Regions from separate parts of the Homo sapiens genome. Here region 1 is linked to region 2. Evidence: chromatin loops called from intact Hi-C (ENCODE). Cell type or tissue: ascending aorta. All regions are shown on one strand. Each heading gives the region's core, and the rest is flanking DNA. Links, peaks and the distances in the headings are about the cores only. Region 1 overlaps TNFRSF1B (TNF receptor superfamily member 1B). Region 2 overlaps CLCN6 (chloride voltage-gated channel 6).

Evidence for each region. Peaks named below come from ENCODE experiments on the same cell type or tissue, not always from the same donor. Only the 100,000 strongest peaks of a DNase experiment are listed, where the experiment ranks them.
Region 1: a loop joins it to region 2, with 27 times the contacts of the local background. A loop is called at or near these places in 12 of 110 quality-filtered maps.

Annotation. Positions count from the first base shown.
Region 1 is chr1:12,205,179-12,213,474 of GRCh38, forward strand. TNFRSF1B (TNF receptor superfamily member 1B) reads left to right here. Exons shown (of 10, transcript NM_001066.3): 10 at 1,562-4,042. The coding sequence ends at 1,842. Among named protein-coding and RNA genes, the nearest start is that of MIR4632, 18 kb to the left of the region's middle. RefSeq lists an enhancer at 1,812-2,312 and a silencer at 5,301-5,380. In ascending aorta, for the core only: a CTCF peak has its summit at 3,852 (motif pointing left); DNase peaks (open chromatin) are centred at 3,863 and 4,260.
Region 2 is chr1:11,835,244-11,843,565 of GRCh38, forward strand. It overlaps CLCN6 (chloride voltage-gated channel 6), which reads left to right. Exons shown (of 23, transcript NM_001286.5): 18 at 724-910; 19 at 1,756-1,913; 20 at 2,100-2,256; 21 at 3,092-3,199; 22 at 3,292-3,417; 23 at 4,900-7,887. The coding sequence ends at 4,980. It also overlaps NPPA-AS1. Among named protein-coding and RNA genes, the nearest start is that of NPPA, 8.4 kb to the right of the region's middle. RefSeq lists an enhancer at 3,342-3,531. In ascending aorta, for the core only: a CTCF peak has its summit at 3,600 (motif pointing right); DNase peaks (open chromatin) are centred at 3,213, 3,628, 5,038 and 5,322.

The DNA of each region.
Region 1 (8,296 bases), core at 1-8,000, 370 kb after region 2:
GGAGGGCGCTTCGTGGAGGAGGTGGCCTTTGAGCTAAGGCCTGAGCACTAGAGAAGAGCTCTCTAGGCTGAGGGAGCGGCCTGTGCAAAGGCCCAGGGGACCTGAAGGGCTCAAGGGGCTGTAGCAGGGGGTGGGGAATGTGGCTGGAAGGAACCCCATCAAGGTCTTGGAGCGGCAGGAGAGGGGGTGGGAGAAGGCAGGCTCCAGATCAGACAGGGCCTGGTAGGCTGTAGCAAGGACTGTGGGTTTTTGAGCCCCCAAGGAAGTGATCTGCCAGGTTCAAGGGCCAGCTCTGGCTGCTGATGGGAAACAGATTTCAGAGGGGTGGGGTTGAAGCCAGGACAGATGGAGGCTGTTCACACCCATCCAGATGGGAGTGAGGGGAGGCTTCCATAGCCCACCATGCAGCAGCAGGGCAGGGTGACCCTTGCAGAAGTCATCTTTTGTTTTTGTTTGTTTTTGAGATGGAGTTTGGCTCTTTCGCCCAGGCTGGAGTGAAGTGACGTGATTTCGGCTCACTGCAACCTCCGTAGCCTGGGTTCAAGCTATTCTCCTGCCTCAGCCTCCCGAGTAGCTGGGATTATAGGCACCTGCCACCATACCCGGCTAATTTTTTTTTTTGTATTTTGAGTAGAGACAGAGTTTCACCATGTTGGCCAGGCTGGTCTCAAACTCCTGACCTCAGGCGATCCACCTGCCTTGGCCTCCCAAAGTGCTGGGATTACAGGCGTGAGCCACCCTGCCTGGTCCAGAAGTCATCTTTTGAAGGGAGACAAGGCAGGAATGATGGATGGGTGTGTGATATGAGAGAAAGATGGGTCCGAGGCTCTGGGCCCAAGCAGCTGGGTGGATGGCAGCAATGGGAACTGTGATGAGCAGGAGAGGTTTTGGATGCGAGATGGGAGTAGAATCAAGAGTTAAGTTGGAGGCTGAGCACGGTGGCTCACACCTGTAATCTCAGCGCTTTGCGAGGCTGAGGTAGGCAGATTCTTTGAGGTCAGGTGTTCGAGACCAACCCAGGCAACCTGGCGAAACCCTGTCTCTACAAAAAATTAGCAGGGTGCGGTGGCCTGTAGTCCCAGCTATTCAGGAGGCTGATGTGGGAGGATCACTTGAGGCCGGGAGGCAGAGGTCACAGTGAGTTGAGGGAGTGACACAGCACTCTTTTGAGACCCTGTCTCAAAAAAAAAAAAAAAAAAGACAGAAGAGACAGGGTCTCACTATGTTGCCCAGTCTGGTCTTGAACTCCTGGGCTCAAGCGATCCTACAAACTTGGCCTCCCAAGTAGACATCTGTTTTATATAATTGGCTCCTCCCATCTCTGGGGTGATTGGGGCTGGGTAGGTAGTGATGCTATTCTTATTCGGCAGAGGGGAAAATGAGGCACATGCAGGTTAAGTGACTTGCTCAAGGTCACACAGCAGAGCTGGGCTAGAATCTTGGTCTCGGCTCCTGGCCCAGTGCTCTTTCCCATGTGTCTGAATCTGCATCTTGGGCAGGGGTCCCTGGGCCCCACTCCTGGACCCCCGGACTGACCCCCACCCCATCTTGTGCTTAGCAGATTCTTCCCCTGGTGGCCATGGGACCCAGGTCAATGTCACCTGCATCGTGAACGTCTGTAGCAGCTCTGACCACAGCTCACAGTGCTCCTCCCAAGCCAGCTCCACAATGGGAGACACAGATTCCAGCCCCTCGGAGTCCCCGAAGGACGAGCAGGTCCCCTTCTCCAAGGAGGAATGTGCCTTTCGGTCACAGCTGGAGACGCCAGAGACCCTGCTGGGGAGCACCGAAGAGAAGCCCCTGCCCCTTGGAGTGCCTGATGCTGGGATGAAGCCCAGTTAACCAGGCCGGTGTGGGCTGTGTCGTAGCCAAGGTGGGCTGAGCCCTGGCAGGATGACCCTGCGAAGGGGCCCTGGTCCTTCCAGGCCCCCACCACTAGGACTCTGAGGCTCTTTCTGGGCCAAGTTCCTCTAGTGCCCTCCACAGCCGCAGCCTCCCTCTGACCTGCAGGCCAAGAGCAGAGGCAGCGAGTTGTGGAAAGCCTCTGCTGCCATGGCGTGTCCCTCTCGGAAGGCTGGCTGGGCATGGACGTTCGGGGCATGCTGGGGCAAGTCCCTGACTCTCTGTGACCTGCCCCGCCCAGCTGCACCTGCCAGCCTGGCTTCTGGAGCCCTTGGGTTTTTTGTTTGTTTGTTTGTTTGTTTGTTTGTTTCTCCCCCTGGGCTCTGCCCCAGCTCTGGCTTCCAGAAAACCCCAGCATCCTTTTCTGCAGAGGGGCTTTCTGGAGAGGAGGGATGCTGCCTGAGTCACCCATGAAGACAGGACAGTGCTTCAGCCTGAGGCTGAGACTGCGGGATGGTCCTGGGGCTCTGTGCAGGGAGGAGGTGGCAGCCCTGTAGGGAACGGGGTCCTTCAAGTTAGCTCAGGAGGCTTGGAAAGCATCACCTCAGGCCAGGTGCAGTGGCTCACGCCTATGATCCCAGCACTTTGGGAGGCTGAGGCGGGTGGATCACCTGAGGTTAGGAGTTCGAGACCAGCCTGGCCAACATGGTAAAACCCCATCTCTACTAAAAATACAGAAATTAGCCGGGCGTGGTGGCGGGCACCTATAGTCCCAGCTACTCAGAAGCCTGAGGCTGGGAAATCGTTTGAACCCGGGAAGCGGAGGTTGCAGGGAGCCGAGATCACGCCACTGCACTCCAGCCTGGGCGACAGAGCGAGAGTCTGTCTCAAAAGAAAAAAAAAAGCACCGCCTCCAAATGCCAACTTGTCCTTTTGTACCATGGTGTGAAAGTCAGATGCCCAGAGGGCCCAGGCAGGCCACCATATTCAGTGCTGTGGCCTGGGCAAGATAACGCACTTCTAACTAGAAATCTGCCAATTTTTTAAAAAAGTAAGTACCACTCAGGCCAACAAGCCAACGACAAAGCCAAACTCTGCCAGCCACATCCAACCCCCCACCTGCCATTTGCACCCTCCGCCTTCACTCCGGTGTGCCTGCAGCCCCGCGCCTCCTTCCTTGCTGTCCTAGGCCACACCATCTCCTTTCAGGGAATTTCAGGAACTAGAGATGACTGAGTCCTCGTAGCCATCTCTCTACTCCTACCTCAGCCTAGACCCTCCTCCTCCCCCAGAGGGGTGGGTTCCTCTTCCCCACTCCCCACCTTCAATTCCTGGGCCCCAAACGGGCTGCCCTGCCACTTTGGTACATGGCCAGTGTGATCCCAAGTGCCAGTCTTGTGTCTGCGTCTGTGTTGCGTGTCGTGGGTGTGTGTAGCCAAGGTCGGTAAGTTGAATGGCCTGCCTTGAAGCCACTGAAGCTGGGATTCCTCCCCATTAGAGTCAGCCTTCCCCCTCCCAGGGCCAGGGCCCTGCAGAGGGGAAACCAGTGTAGCCTTGCCCGGATTCTGGGAGGAAGCAGGTTGAGGGGCTCCTGGAAAGGCTCAGTCTCAGGAGCATGGGGATAAAGGAGAAGGCATGAAATTGTCTAGCAGAGCAGGGGCAGGGTGATAAATTGTTGATAAATTCCACTGGACTTGAGCTTGGCAGCTGAACTATTGGAGGGTGGGAGAGCCCAGCCATTACCATGGAGACAAGAAGGGTTTTCCACCCTGGAATCAAGATGTCAGACTGGCTGGCTGCAGTGACGTGCACCTGTACTCAGGAGGCTGAGGGGAGGATCACTGGAGCCCAGGAGTTTGAGGCTGCAGCGAGCTATGATCGCGCCACTACACTCCAGCCTGAGCAACAGAGTGAGACCCTGTCTCTTAAAGAAAAAAAAAGTCAGACTGCTGGGACTGGCCAGGTTTCTGCCCACATTGGACCCACATGAGGACATGATGGAGCGCACCTGCCCCCTGGTGGACAGTCCTGGGAGAACCTCAGGCTTCCTTGGCATCACAGGGCAGAGCCGGGAAGCGATGAATTTGGAGACTCTGTGGGGCCTTGGTTCCCTTGTGTGTGTGTGTTGATCCCAAGACAATGAAAGTTTGCACTGTATGCTGGACGGCATTCCTGCTTATCAATAAACCTGTTTGTTTTACACGTCGACCCCTGGCTCTGCCTGGGGTCTGGGCTTGGGTTTGTCCATGCTCCTACTTGTCTGCCACCCCTGTGTAAGGGGAGATGGCGTCACGGTCCCTGGAGTCTGGCTGGCCCCTGTTGTGACTGGACCACAGAGGGACCCCTGTTACAGCCGCCCCCTCAAGCCTGTGAACCATAAGAGAACTTCCTGCTCGGGACCACACAGCTGGCTGGGTTCCAAGTGTGCCCTGGTCTCATGCCTTCATCCTCCAGGTCTCCTGGGCCTGCTCTCAGGACCGGGATGGGGTCTCTGCAGATCCCTAGCAGCCTAGGCAGCCAGGCTCTGCCCTCCTGGGGACCCCACTCGGGGAGAGTGGTTGCCCCTGGGATACTCAGACCAGTACAGGGTTTTGGGGGCCCAGAGGACATCCCTGGGCCCAGGTAGGAGGTTAGAACAGGGTTCTGGAGATGACCTCTGACCTCCTCCTGAGGGATGAGCAGCAGTTTTCCAGAACAAAGGATTGCAGGGAACTGTCAGGCAAAAGGAGTTCTGAGTTTAAAGGCCTTAGCCTGGCCAGCATGGTGAAACCCCATCTCTACCAAAAATACAAAAAATTAGCTGGGCATGACGGTATGCACCTATAATCCCAGCTAGTCAGGAGGCCGAGGCACGAGAATTGCTTGAATCAAGGCAACAGAGGTTGCAGTGAGCTGAGATCGGGCCACTGCACTCCAGCCTGGGTGACAGAGTAAGAGTCTGTCTCCAAATAAAATAAATAAATAAAATCAATTAATTAGAAGAAAGCCTTGGAGGGGAGAGAGACCTTGGCCTGTGTATTGGTTCCACTGACCCCCTGGGTCACCATCGTCACTCCAGCTCCTGTGACTCCCTCAGTGGGACCATTTTCATTCTTGGTGATTATAGGATCTGTGATTGATGGAACGCCCCGCCTCCTGGCTTCTCGCCCTCCTCTCCTCCATGGTCCTGTCCTCCAGCCTGTCTCAGTCACTCAACCCTTGACCAAGGCTCCCCACACTTATTCCATAAAGAGCCAGGGAGCAAATTTATTTTAATTTTTTGAGACAAGGTCTCACTCTGTTACCCAAGCTGAAATGTGATCGTGGCTCACTGCAGCCCTGACCTCCAGTCGCAGCCTCTTGAGCAGCTAGGACTACAGGCATGGACCACTATGCCGAGCTAAATTTTAAATTTTTTTATTTTTATTTTTTGGGTTTCCCTGTGTTGCCCAGGCTGGTCTCGAACTCCTGGGCTCAAGTGATCCACCGGCCTGGGCCTCCTGAACTGCTGGGATTACAGGTGTGAGCCATTGCGCCTGACCAGAATCAATATTTTACACTTGGCAGGCCTTACAGTTTCTGCAACAACCACTCACCTGTGCTGTTGAAGTGTGAAAACAGCTGTGCACAGGACATGAAAGAATGGGCAGGAGGCGGATGTGGCCTTCGGGGTGTGCCCATGCCAGTGCCTTAGAGCCTGGCATTACTGATAACTGCACGCTAATCTCAATTTCAAGCATCCCACTTCCCCCCACCCCTACTTCCTCCTGTCTTTCTCCCTCAGTGGCACCTGCAGCTGTTGGTTACGTTTTCTCCCTTGTACGCACCCACGGCACTTTCTCCTGGTTTGTTGTTCTCTCTCTGGTTGAACCCAGCTCTCTGCCTGTGCCACACCTGCACGTCTGCACCTGGCTGGGGCAGGATGATGGCCTTCCACCATGCTGGCTGGTCGCGTTTTCATTTCATGATCATTAGACTTGGCTGGGCACAGTGGCTTATGCCTGTAATCCCAGCACTTTGGGAGGCTGAGGTGGGCAGACTGCTTGAGCTCAGGAGTTCAAGACCAGCCTGGGGCAACATGGTGAAACCTCATCTCCACAGAAAAATACAGAAACTAGCTGGGTGCGGTGGCACGTACCTGGAATCCCAGCTACCCATGAGGTTGAAGTGGGAGGATTGCTTGAGCCCAGGAGGCGGAGGTTGTTGTGAGCTGAGATCTTGCCACTGCACTCCAGCCTGGGGGATGGAAAAAAAGAATAAATTCTATGGGGGTCCTTGGTGCTGCCCAGCAGTGACAACAGGTCCCCTCCCCGATATATTAGTTCCTGTTGTTGCTATAACAAACCACACAAACTCAGTGGCTTAAAACAATACAATTTCATTCTCCTACAGCTCTGGGAGCCAGAAGTATAAAAGCAAGGTGTTGCCAGGCCTGCTAGGCTCAAATGGGGAATTTGTTCTTGGAGGCTTTAGGGGAGAATCTGATTCCTTGCCTTCAGCTTCCAGCGGTACCTGCATTCCTTGACTTATGGCCCCTTCGTCCATCTTCAGAGATAGCAACGGAATCTCTTCAGAAGTCAGATCTCCCTTTGCCTCCCAAGTGTAGGGACACCTGTAATTACAACGGACCACCCAGAAAATCCAGGACACTCTCCTCGTCTTAGCATCTTGGCCAGGTTTCAGGAATTCAGACATCAATGTCTTTGCAGGGGCAAAGACAACCATTGGTTATGCAGCCTACCAGCTCCTATTCACTCAGTCTCCCACTCTTTCTATTTATCTTTTAATTTTATTTATTTATTTATTTATTTTTTGAGATGGAGTCTCGCTCTGTCACCCAGGCTGGAGTGCAGTGGTGCGATCTCGGCTCACTGCAAGCTCTGCCTCCCGGGTTCAAGCGATTCTCCTGCCTCAGCCTCCCGAGTAGCTGGGATTATAGGTGACACCACCACGCCCAGCTAATTTTTGTATTTTTGGTAGAGAAGGGGTTTCGCCATGTTGGCCAGGCTGGTCTTAAACTCCTGACAGGTGATGCACCCACCTCAGCCTCCCAGAGTGTTGGGATTACAGGTGTGAGCCACTGCGCCTGGCCTATTTTATCTTTTAAATAAAAGGATTAATTGAGGTTTTTGTTTGAGACTGAGTACCACTCTGTGACCCAGGCTGGAGGGCAGTAGCGCAATCACAGCTCAATGCAGCCTGAAACTCCTGGGCTCAAGTGATCCTCCCACCTTGGCTTCCCAAAGTGCTGGGATTATAGGGATGAGCCACCACACCTTACCCCACTCTTCTAGATGGACTATTTCATGTGTTCTCCTTTATCCCCAAGCCTCTGTCCTCACCCCACCCTTACCTTCAGTTGGTTACCTTGCTGTCTATTTCACCGAGAAAATAAAACACAAGAGAATGCTTCATGCTTGCCCCACCACATCTGCCCTCTCACCCTGCATCTGTGCCCACAACCCTGGCCTTTGCCGTGACTGGGTCTGAGGACAGCGCCTCCCCTGCACGGGATCTTAGCATCTCTCCTGGCTCAAGGACATTGCTTCAGTGAGTCTCCTGTCTCTTTCCTTCAGCATCAATTTCTCTGGCTCCTGGATCTTTCCTGTTTGCATATAGACACCCTGAGGTTCCTCCCATTTGTGAAACAACCTCACACCCATTAGGACAACTACTATCAAAAACCCAGAAATTAGTAAGTGTTGGTGAAAATGTGGAGAGATGGAAAACCTTGTGCGTCGCTGAGGAGAGTGCACAGTGGTCCAACTGCTATGGGATACAGTGTGACAGCGACTCAAAACATGGAACATAGAATTACCATCTGATCCAGCAACTCCGCTTCTGGGTGTGTACCCTAAAGAACTGAAAACAGAGTCTCAAACAGATATTTGTACAGCAGTGCTCCCTGTTCATAATAGCCAAAAGGTGGAAACAACCTAGGTGTCCAAAAGGTGGAATGGATAAACAAAATGTGATCTACAGGCTGGGTGCAGTGGCTCACACCTGTAATCCCAGCACTTTGCAGGGCTGAGGCAGGTGGATCACCTGAGGTCAGGAGTTCGAGACCAACCTGGCCAACATGGTGAAACCCCATCTCTACTAAAAATACAAAAATGAGCCTGGCGTGGTGACACACGCCTGTAGTCCCAGCTACTCAGGAGGCTGAGACAGGAGAATCACTTGAACCCAGGAGGCGGAGGTTGCAGTGAGCCGAGGTCGCGCCACTGCACTCCAGCCTGGGTGACAGAGTGAGACTTCATCTCAAAAAAAAAAAAAAAAAAAAAGTGGTGTACAATGGAATATTCAACCTTAAAAAGGAAGGAAATTCTGACACGTGCTGCAACACGGATGCCTTGAGGACAAGGATCCCTTGTCCCTTATACTAAGTGAAATAAGCCAGTCACAAAAGGACAAATTCTGTATGTTTCCCGTACATGAGGTACCTGGAGTAGTAGGATTCATAGAGATGGAAAGT
Region 2 (8,322 bases), core at 252-8,251:
GGGACCCAAGTGCTGTGTTTATTTTATTATTATTGTTTTTCTTTTTTGGGACAGGATCTCACTCTGTCGCCTAGGCTGGAGTAGGGTGGCATGATTATAGCTCACTGCAACCTATGCCTCCCAGGCTCAAGCGATCCTCCACCTCAGCCTCCTGAGTAGCTGGGATCACAGGCGCGTGCCACCACACCTGGCTAATTTTTAACATTTTTTTTATAGAAATGGGGTTTTGCTGTGTTGCCCAGGCTGGTTTTGAACTCCTGGGCTCAAGCAATCTGCTGGCCTCGGCCTCCCAAAGTGCTGGGATTACATGCGTGAGCCGCTGCACCCAGCCCACCCATTTACCCAGTTGTGGTAAATGCTGTAGCAGAATTAGCAGTTCAGGGGTAGTATGTGGAGCGTGCTGCAGGGCACCGAGGAGGGCGTGGCCAGCCCCTGGACCAGCAGCCAGGGCTTCCTGGTGAGGGGATGTTGCTGTTGAGCTGAGGGATGAGCCCGAGCCCATCAGCCTGGTACAGCAGGGTACGACATTCCAGGTGCGGGAACAGCATGTGTCGGGGGATAGAAGTACAAAGGAATGCATCGGGTTTGAGGGAGAGCTGGGGCAGTTCAGAAGAGCCCCCCACCCCGCCCGTGGTCTGAGCAGGGCTGGAGAGCCAGCACAGCTTGCTCCCAGGGGCCTGCGGGCACTGTCATGAGGCTGGATGACTTGCCCTCCTCCCCCAGGCTGAGAGCCAGCGACATCATGGAGCCCAACCTGACCTACGTCTACCCGCACACCCGCATCCAGTCTCTGGTGAGCATCCTGCGCACCACGGTCCACCATGCCTTCCCGGTGGTCACAGAGAACCGCGGTAACGAGAAGGAGTTCATGAAGGGCAACCAGCTCATCAGCAACAACATCAAGTTCAAGGTAAAGAAAACGGCATGAGAGGAAAGGCAGGTGAGAGACAAGCGGTCCCGTCTCACACGGCTTAGTGCTTTGCCCACCCCTGGCTGGGGTGGACTTACCGGCTCTCAGGGGAAGTTGGCACTGTTCTCATCACATGCGACAGGGAGAGTAGATTTGACAGCAGGGGCAGCTTTATCAGGCCGTGAAGATGTGTGTGCGTTCTTGCCGCAATGAGCATGTGGACAGATCTGTTTTTCAAGTCAGCAGCTTTCATGGTTTGTTTACCATGTGAGAGTATCAGGGAGAGTTCTAGAGATGCCAGCAACAGAAATGGACTTCGACCTCCTTAAGAAAGAGAAAGAAATCCACAGGAAAGCTCAGGACAGCTGGGAAAGCTGAAGGACCAGAACCATGTGCTGTGGGGAGCAGTGCAGGGTCTAGCAGACATCCCTTGGGTACCAGGAGGAAGGAGCACTGGCCCTGGGTTCCTCCTGATTCCGATTCAGAATCCAGGGAGAGGGGGTATCCTGTTGCCTCACTTGGGTCATGTGCCACTCCTTGGCTTTGGGGGCAGGCACGTTGATTGAAAATTCTATCAAGACAGGATGTAGGAGATGGCTTGTTCCCCTCTGGAGAATCAAGCTGCTCTTCCCAGATTAAAGGAAACCACAGAAGCTGCAGCCAGGTCCTAGGGTTCAGGCTCATTTGAACCACCAGCCTGAGCCACTCTTTTGAACCTCAGCCCCATTAAGTTCCTGCGTCCGGATGTGCTTCTGACCCTCCCTGTCACCCAAATCCTTAAGCTCCATCAGTACTGCTGTGTTCGTTTGCCCATGCGCAGTAGCCTGTGGCCTCCCCACCCACAGAAATCCAGCATCCTCACCCGGGCTGGCGAGCAGCGCAAACGGAGCCAGTCCATGAAGTCCTACCCATCCAGCGAGCTACGGAACATGTGTGATGAGCACATCGCCTCTGAGGAGCCAGCCGAGAAGGAGGACCTCCTGCAGCAGATGCTGGAAAGGAGGTGAGAGCCTGGCGGGGCCCCCACTGCCCGCAGGGCTACACAGCGGTGGGGTGAGCCTTTGGCTCAGATGTTGTGAGGTGGCTCCTGAGTTTCCTGGGAAAGTTGGATGGGGAGCGGGCTGGGAACATGGATCAGAAGCGCTCCCGCTGAGGGTATCCCAGGCAGCATCTGGTTTTTGTGTAACAGATACACTCCCTACCCCAACCTATACCCTGACCAGTCCCCAAGTGAAGACTGGACCATGGAGGAGCGGTTCCGCCCTCTGACCTTCCACGGCCTGATCCTTCGGTCGCAGCTTGTCACCCTGCTTGTCCGAGGAGTTTGTTACTCTGAAAGCCAGTCGGTAAGTCTCTCCGAGGCAGAAATCAGCCAGGCCAGACCTGACGAAGCTCGAGGGGTTGGGCGCTGCCGGCGGGCCGTGAACAGTGCCATAGGGAAAGCTGAATGCAAGGCGAGAAGTGCAGAGTGGACTTAGGGGAGGAGTCGCCACAGCCGGGTGGTGAGAAGCAACAGCGGTTTATTCCTTCATAGTTCAAGGCCAGAAGTACAAAATCCGGGTGTCACCAGGGCAGCGCTCCCTGGCTCTGGTGCTGTCCTTGCCCCTTCCTAGCTCATGGGAGTTGCCTGCAGACCTTGGTGCTCCTGACTGTGAACACAGCCCCCATCCTCGCCACTGTCATCACACGGCGTTCTCCTGTGTATCTTCTCTCCTTTCCCTAAGGACGCTTGTCACCGGATTTGGGGCCCGCCCTAATCCAGCATGGGTTCATCTGAACTCGGTCACATCTGTAGAGACCTTGTTTCCAGAAAGGTCGCATTCATAGGTACTAGGGCTTAGGACTTGGCCATATCTTTTGGTGGGGGGACACATTCACCCCCCAGCCACTTTACTTAGTGCTTTCTCACTTAAACTTCCTAATAAGCCATTTGCATCTCATGAATCAGGAAGAAAGGGAGTGCAGACAGATCAGGGGACTTGCCCAGGGTGCCACAGCTAGGACTTGGCCAAGGACTTGGTTTGACTGGAGAGCTCTCACTCTGGAGCGCTTGCTGCTGCTGCACCACCTGCCTCAGCAGCCTGGAGCTGGGCATATTCAGGCATCAAGGGGAGGGGCTCTAAGGTGACCCTGCTGGCCACTGCTGCCTGAGCACGGACAGTGTCTGGGTTGGAATTGCAGAGCGCCAGCCAGCCGCGCCTCTCCTATGCCGAGATGGCCGAGGACTACCCGCGGTACCCCGACATCCACGACCTGGACCTGACGCTGCTCAACCCGCGCATGATCGTGGTGAGAAGGGCTGCCCCGGCCTGTCCCATGCGGAGCTGCCTCTTCATGCCGTTGGCGTCTCAGGCAGTCAGTGACACGTGGTCTCTTTGCAGGATGTCACCCCATACATGAACCCTTCGCCTTTCACCGTCTCGCCCAACACCCACGTCTCCCAAGTCTTCAACCTGTTCAGAACGATGGGCCTGCGCCACCTGCCCGTGGTGAACGCTGTGGGAGAGGTGAGCGAGGCCCCGGCCCTGCCCCCACCTTTGAGAGAGGATCCCCTAGCCAGGTGCTGTTTGTGCACCCAGGCTTCTCACCAGAAACGTAGGCATCCCACCAGGAGGGGAGAGTGTGGCCCAACACTAGCTTTGAACCCTGCTCGGCTTCCGTGCACTCGGGACCCTTTCCCCTGCCTGCCAGCAGATGGCACCAGCGTCCCACTGGCCGTCCTTTCCAGCCAGAGCCGCGCCTCTACCAGGCTGTGTCTTCCTCCTGAAATGTTGCTCTTCACTCCGTACCACTGGTGTTCCTTGGTTCTCCACCTGCGTAGGGATTTGCGCATTAGATGAGAGAATTTCAAGCAAAATACTTTGAGTTTTACAAAGATATAAAACACCTAGTAATTATTGCTGCAGACTTTCCTTTTTTCTTCTTTTTAGAACTTCATTATTTTCTTATTACACAAATATTTTCTTATTACACAAATATGATTTCATTGTAGGAAAATACAAAAACACATATGAGCAAAAAACAAGCAAAAACCAAACCCTCGTCCCTACCCTGTCGCGGTAGCCCTGGTAACTTTTCAAGGCCACCCTCTCAGTCTTTTGTTGTTGTTGCTGTTGTTGTTGTTTTGAGACAGGGTCTCACTCTGTCACCCAGGCTGGAGTGCAGTGGCAAGATCTCGGCTCACTGCAGCCTCGACCTTCCAGGCTCAAGCAGTCCTCCCACCTCAGCCTCCTGAGTAGCTGGGACCACAGGCATGCGCCACTATGCCCAGCTAGTTTTTGTATTTATGGTAGAGACACGGTTTCGCCATGTTGCCCAGGCTGGTCTTGAACTCCTGAACTCAAGTGATTCACCTGCCTCGGCCTCCCAAAGTGCTGGGATTACATGCGTCAGCCACTGCACCCGGCCTCAGTCTTTTCTTCTATGCGGCACAACCCTGGCATGCATAGTGCGTACTTACACAGGTTTTGTTGCAGTAGGTTAACTTATGTCCCTTGAAATGTAATTGCCAACTACACTGACAGAGTCCTAACATAGTTTATGACGTGGCTTTGGAGTTCCCAACAACAGTGACACGTGGGAACCACTGTAACGACCTGTAACAAATGACTCCCATAGGTCACTTTGCAAGGTGGTGAGTATGAGGCATGGCAGGGGTCATAATCTCAGGAGACTTCAAGGGCCCCACCGCTTGCACATCTGTGAAGCAGGCTGGTCATGATGGGAGCTGAGCGCTGAGCATGTGCCCTGTGGAAGGACATTTTAGTTCAGATGCCAGCTGGCCCAAGCCCTTTTTGGAGCTAACCTTGTCCCCTTGGCCTCCAGTGTGTGAGCCCTCGTTAGCTGTTTATCCCAATCAAGCTGTGTCTGGCTGTGCACTATCCAGGCCTCCACATTCTGTGACAAACTAACAGGGCCGGCTCCTGTCACTCCTGTTCTCGCCAGCGGGTTTTACCCTGAAGGTGACTCAGGCCTTCTCTTTGCCCTAGATCGTGGGGATCATCACACGGCACAACCTCACCTATGAATTTCTGCAGGCCCGGCTGAGGCAGCACTACCAGACCATCTGACAGCCCAGCCCACCCTCTCCTGGTGCTGCCTGGGGAGGCAAATCATGCTCACTCCGGCGGGCACAGCTGGCTGGGGCTGTTCCGGGGCATGGAAGATTCCCAGTCACCCACTCACTCAGAAAGCCGGGAGTCATCGGACACCTTGCTGGTCAGAGGTCCTGGGGGTGGTTTTGAACCATCAGAGCTTGGACTTTTCTGACTTCCCCAGCAAGGATCTTCCCACTTCCTGCTCCCTGTGTTCCCACCCTCCAGTGTTGGCACAGGCCCACCCCTGGCTCCACCAGAGCCAGAAGCAGAGGTAGAATCAGGCGGGCCCCGGGCTGCACTCCGAGCAGTGTTCCTGGCCATCTTTGCTACTTTCCTAGAGAACCCGGCTGTTGCCTTAAATGTGTGAGAGGGACTTGGCCAAGGCAAAAGCTGGGGAGATGCCAGTGACAACATACAGTTCATGACTAGGTTTAGGAATTGGGCACTGAGAAAATTCTCAATATTTCAGAGAGTCCTTCCCTTATTTGGGACTCTTAACACGGTATCCTCGCTAGTTGGTTTTAAGGGAAACACTCTGCTCCTGGGTGTGAGCAGAGGCTCTGGTCTTGCCCTGTGGTTTGACTCTCCTTAGAACCACCGCCCACCAGAAACATAAAGGATTAAAATCACACTAATAACCCCTGGATGGTCAATCTGATAATAGGATCAGATTTACGTCTACCCTAATTCTTAACATTGCAGCTTTCTCTCCATCTGCAGATTATTCCCAGTCTCCCAGTAACACGTTTCTACCCAGATCCTTTTTCATTTCCTTAAGTTTTGATCTCCGTCTTCCTGATGAAGCAGGCAGAGCTCAGAGGATCTTGGCATCACCCACCAAAGTTAGCTGAAAGCAGGGCACTCCTGGATAAAGCAGCTTCACTCAACTCTGGGGAATGCTACCATTTTTTTTCCAAAGTAGAAAGGAAGCACTTCTGAGCCAGTGACCACTGAAAGGTATGTGCTATGATAAAGCAGATGGCCTATTTGAGGAAGAGGGTGTCTGCCCTTCACAAACACCTCTCTCTCCCCTGCACTAGCTGTCCCAAGCTTACATACAGAGGCCCTTCAGGAGGGCCTCCTGTGCCGCAGGGAGGGTGCGTGGGGAAGATGCTTCCTGCCAGCACGTGCCTGAAGGTTTCACATGAAGCATGGGAAGCGCACCCTGTCGTTCAGTGACGTCATTCTTCTCCAGGCTGGCCCGCCCCCTCTGACTAGGCACCCAAAGTGAGCATCTGGGCATTGGGCATTCATGCTTATCTTCCCCCACCTTCTACATGGTATTAGTCCCAGCAGGCATCCCTGGGGCAGACGTGCTTTGGCTCAAGATGGCCTTCATTTACGTTTAGTTTTTTTTAAAACCGTGGAGGTTGCCCACGGGCCTCGGCACCTGGCCCTGGCAGCACAGCTCTCAGGCCCAGCCCTGGGCGACCTCCTTGGCCAAGTCTGCCTTTCACCCTGGGGTGAGCATCAGTCCTGGCTCTGCTGGTCCAGATCTTGCGCTCAGCACACTCTAGGGAATAATTCCACTCCAGAGATGGGGCTGCTTCAAGGTCTTTTCTAGCTGATTGTGGCCCCTCCATTTTCCCCATTTTCTTATCTCCCTGACCAAAATTGCTTTGACTTCTAAATGTTTCTGCTTCCCAGAATGCACCTGACTTATGAAATGGGGATAATACTCCCAGGAAATAGCGCAGGACATCACAAGGACCAAAAAGGCAATTCTTATTTAAATGTTACTATTTGGCCAGCTGCTGCTGTGTTTTATGGCAGTGTTCAGAGCTTGATCACGTTATTTCTTCCTTTTATTAAGAAGGAAGCCAATTGTCCAAGTCAGGAGAATGGTGTGATCACCTGTCACAGACACTTTGTCCCCTCTCCCCGCCCCTTCCTGGAGCTGGCAGAGCTAACGCCCTGCAGGAGGACCCCGGCCTCTCGAGGGCTGGATCAGCAGCCGCCTGCCCTGAGGCTGCCCCGGTGAATGTTATTGGAATTCATCCCTCGTGCACATCCTGTTGTGTTTAAGTCACCAGATATTTTGTTCCCATCAGTTTAGCCCAGAGATAGACAGTAGAATGCAAATACCTCCCTCCCCTAAACTGACTGGACGGCTGCCAAGGAGGCCCCAAACCCAGGCCCCATGCAAAGGCACGTGGTTTCCTTTTCTCCTCTCTCTGCATCTGCGCTTTCCAGATAAGCCCAAAGACAGCAACTTCTCCACTCATGACAAATCAACTGTGACCCTCGCTCCTTCCATTTCTGTCCATTAGAAACCAGCCTTTTCAGCATCTCACCCATTAGCAGCCCCATCACCCAGTGATCAGTCGCCTCAGTAAAGCAGATCTGTGGATGGGGAGCCTACGGGTGGTAAGAAGTGGTGTTTTGTGTTTCATCTCCAGCTTGGTGTTCCATGGCCCCTAGGCGAGGTGATCAGGGAGTGGGGCCAATGGGCCCCCGGCCCTGGCTTTGGGACCTTGTGCTGAGGGATGATTTGCTCCTGACCTTGATTAACTTAACAGTTCCCAGCTGGAAGGGACACTTTCAGGACCCAGTCCACTGTATGGCATTTGTGATGCAGAATTATGCACTGACATGACCCTGGGTGACAGGAAAGCCTTTCGAGAGGCCCAAGGTGGCCTCGCCAGCCCTGCAGTATTGATGTGCAGTATTGCACCACAGCTCTGCGGACCTTGGCCATTGCCGCAGTCGCAGCTTCCTTTTTTCTGTTTGCACTGTTTGTTTGTATGATGTTAGCTAATTCCACTGTGTATATAAATTGTATTTTTTTTAATTTGTAAAATGCTATTTTTATTTGAACCTTTGGAACTTGGGAGTTCTCATTGTAACCCTAACATGTGAGAATAAAATGTCTTCTGTCTCCTCTGTCTCCTTTAGCCTTTTGTCTCCATGCTGCTTTCTTTCTTTCTTTCTTTTTTTGAGACAGAGTCTCGCTGTCACCCAGGCTGGAGTGCAGTGGTGCCATCTCAGCTCACTGCAAGCTCCGCCTCCCAGGTTCACGCCATTCTCCTGCCTCAGCCTCCCGAGTGGCTGGGACTACAGGCGCCCACCACCATGCCTGGCTAATTTTTTGTATTTTTGGTAGAGATGGGGTTTCACCATGTTAGCCAGGATGGTCTCAATCTCCTGACCTGGTGATCCTACCCGCCTCGGCCTCCCAAAGTGCTGGGATTACAGGCGTGAGCCACCACGCCCGGCCCTGCTGCTCTTTCTTTCAAGGGATACTTGCTTTTTATTTTACTCCCCCTCTTTCTGATGTGTGGAAATTACACTAGGACGTAGTTTTAGAGTCTCAGA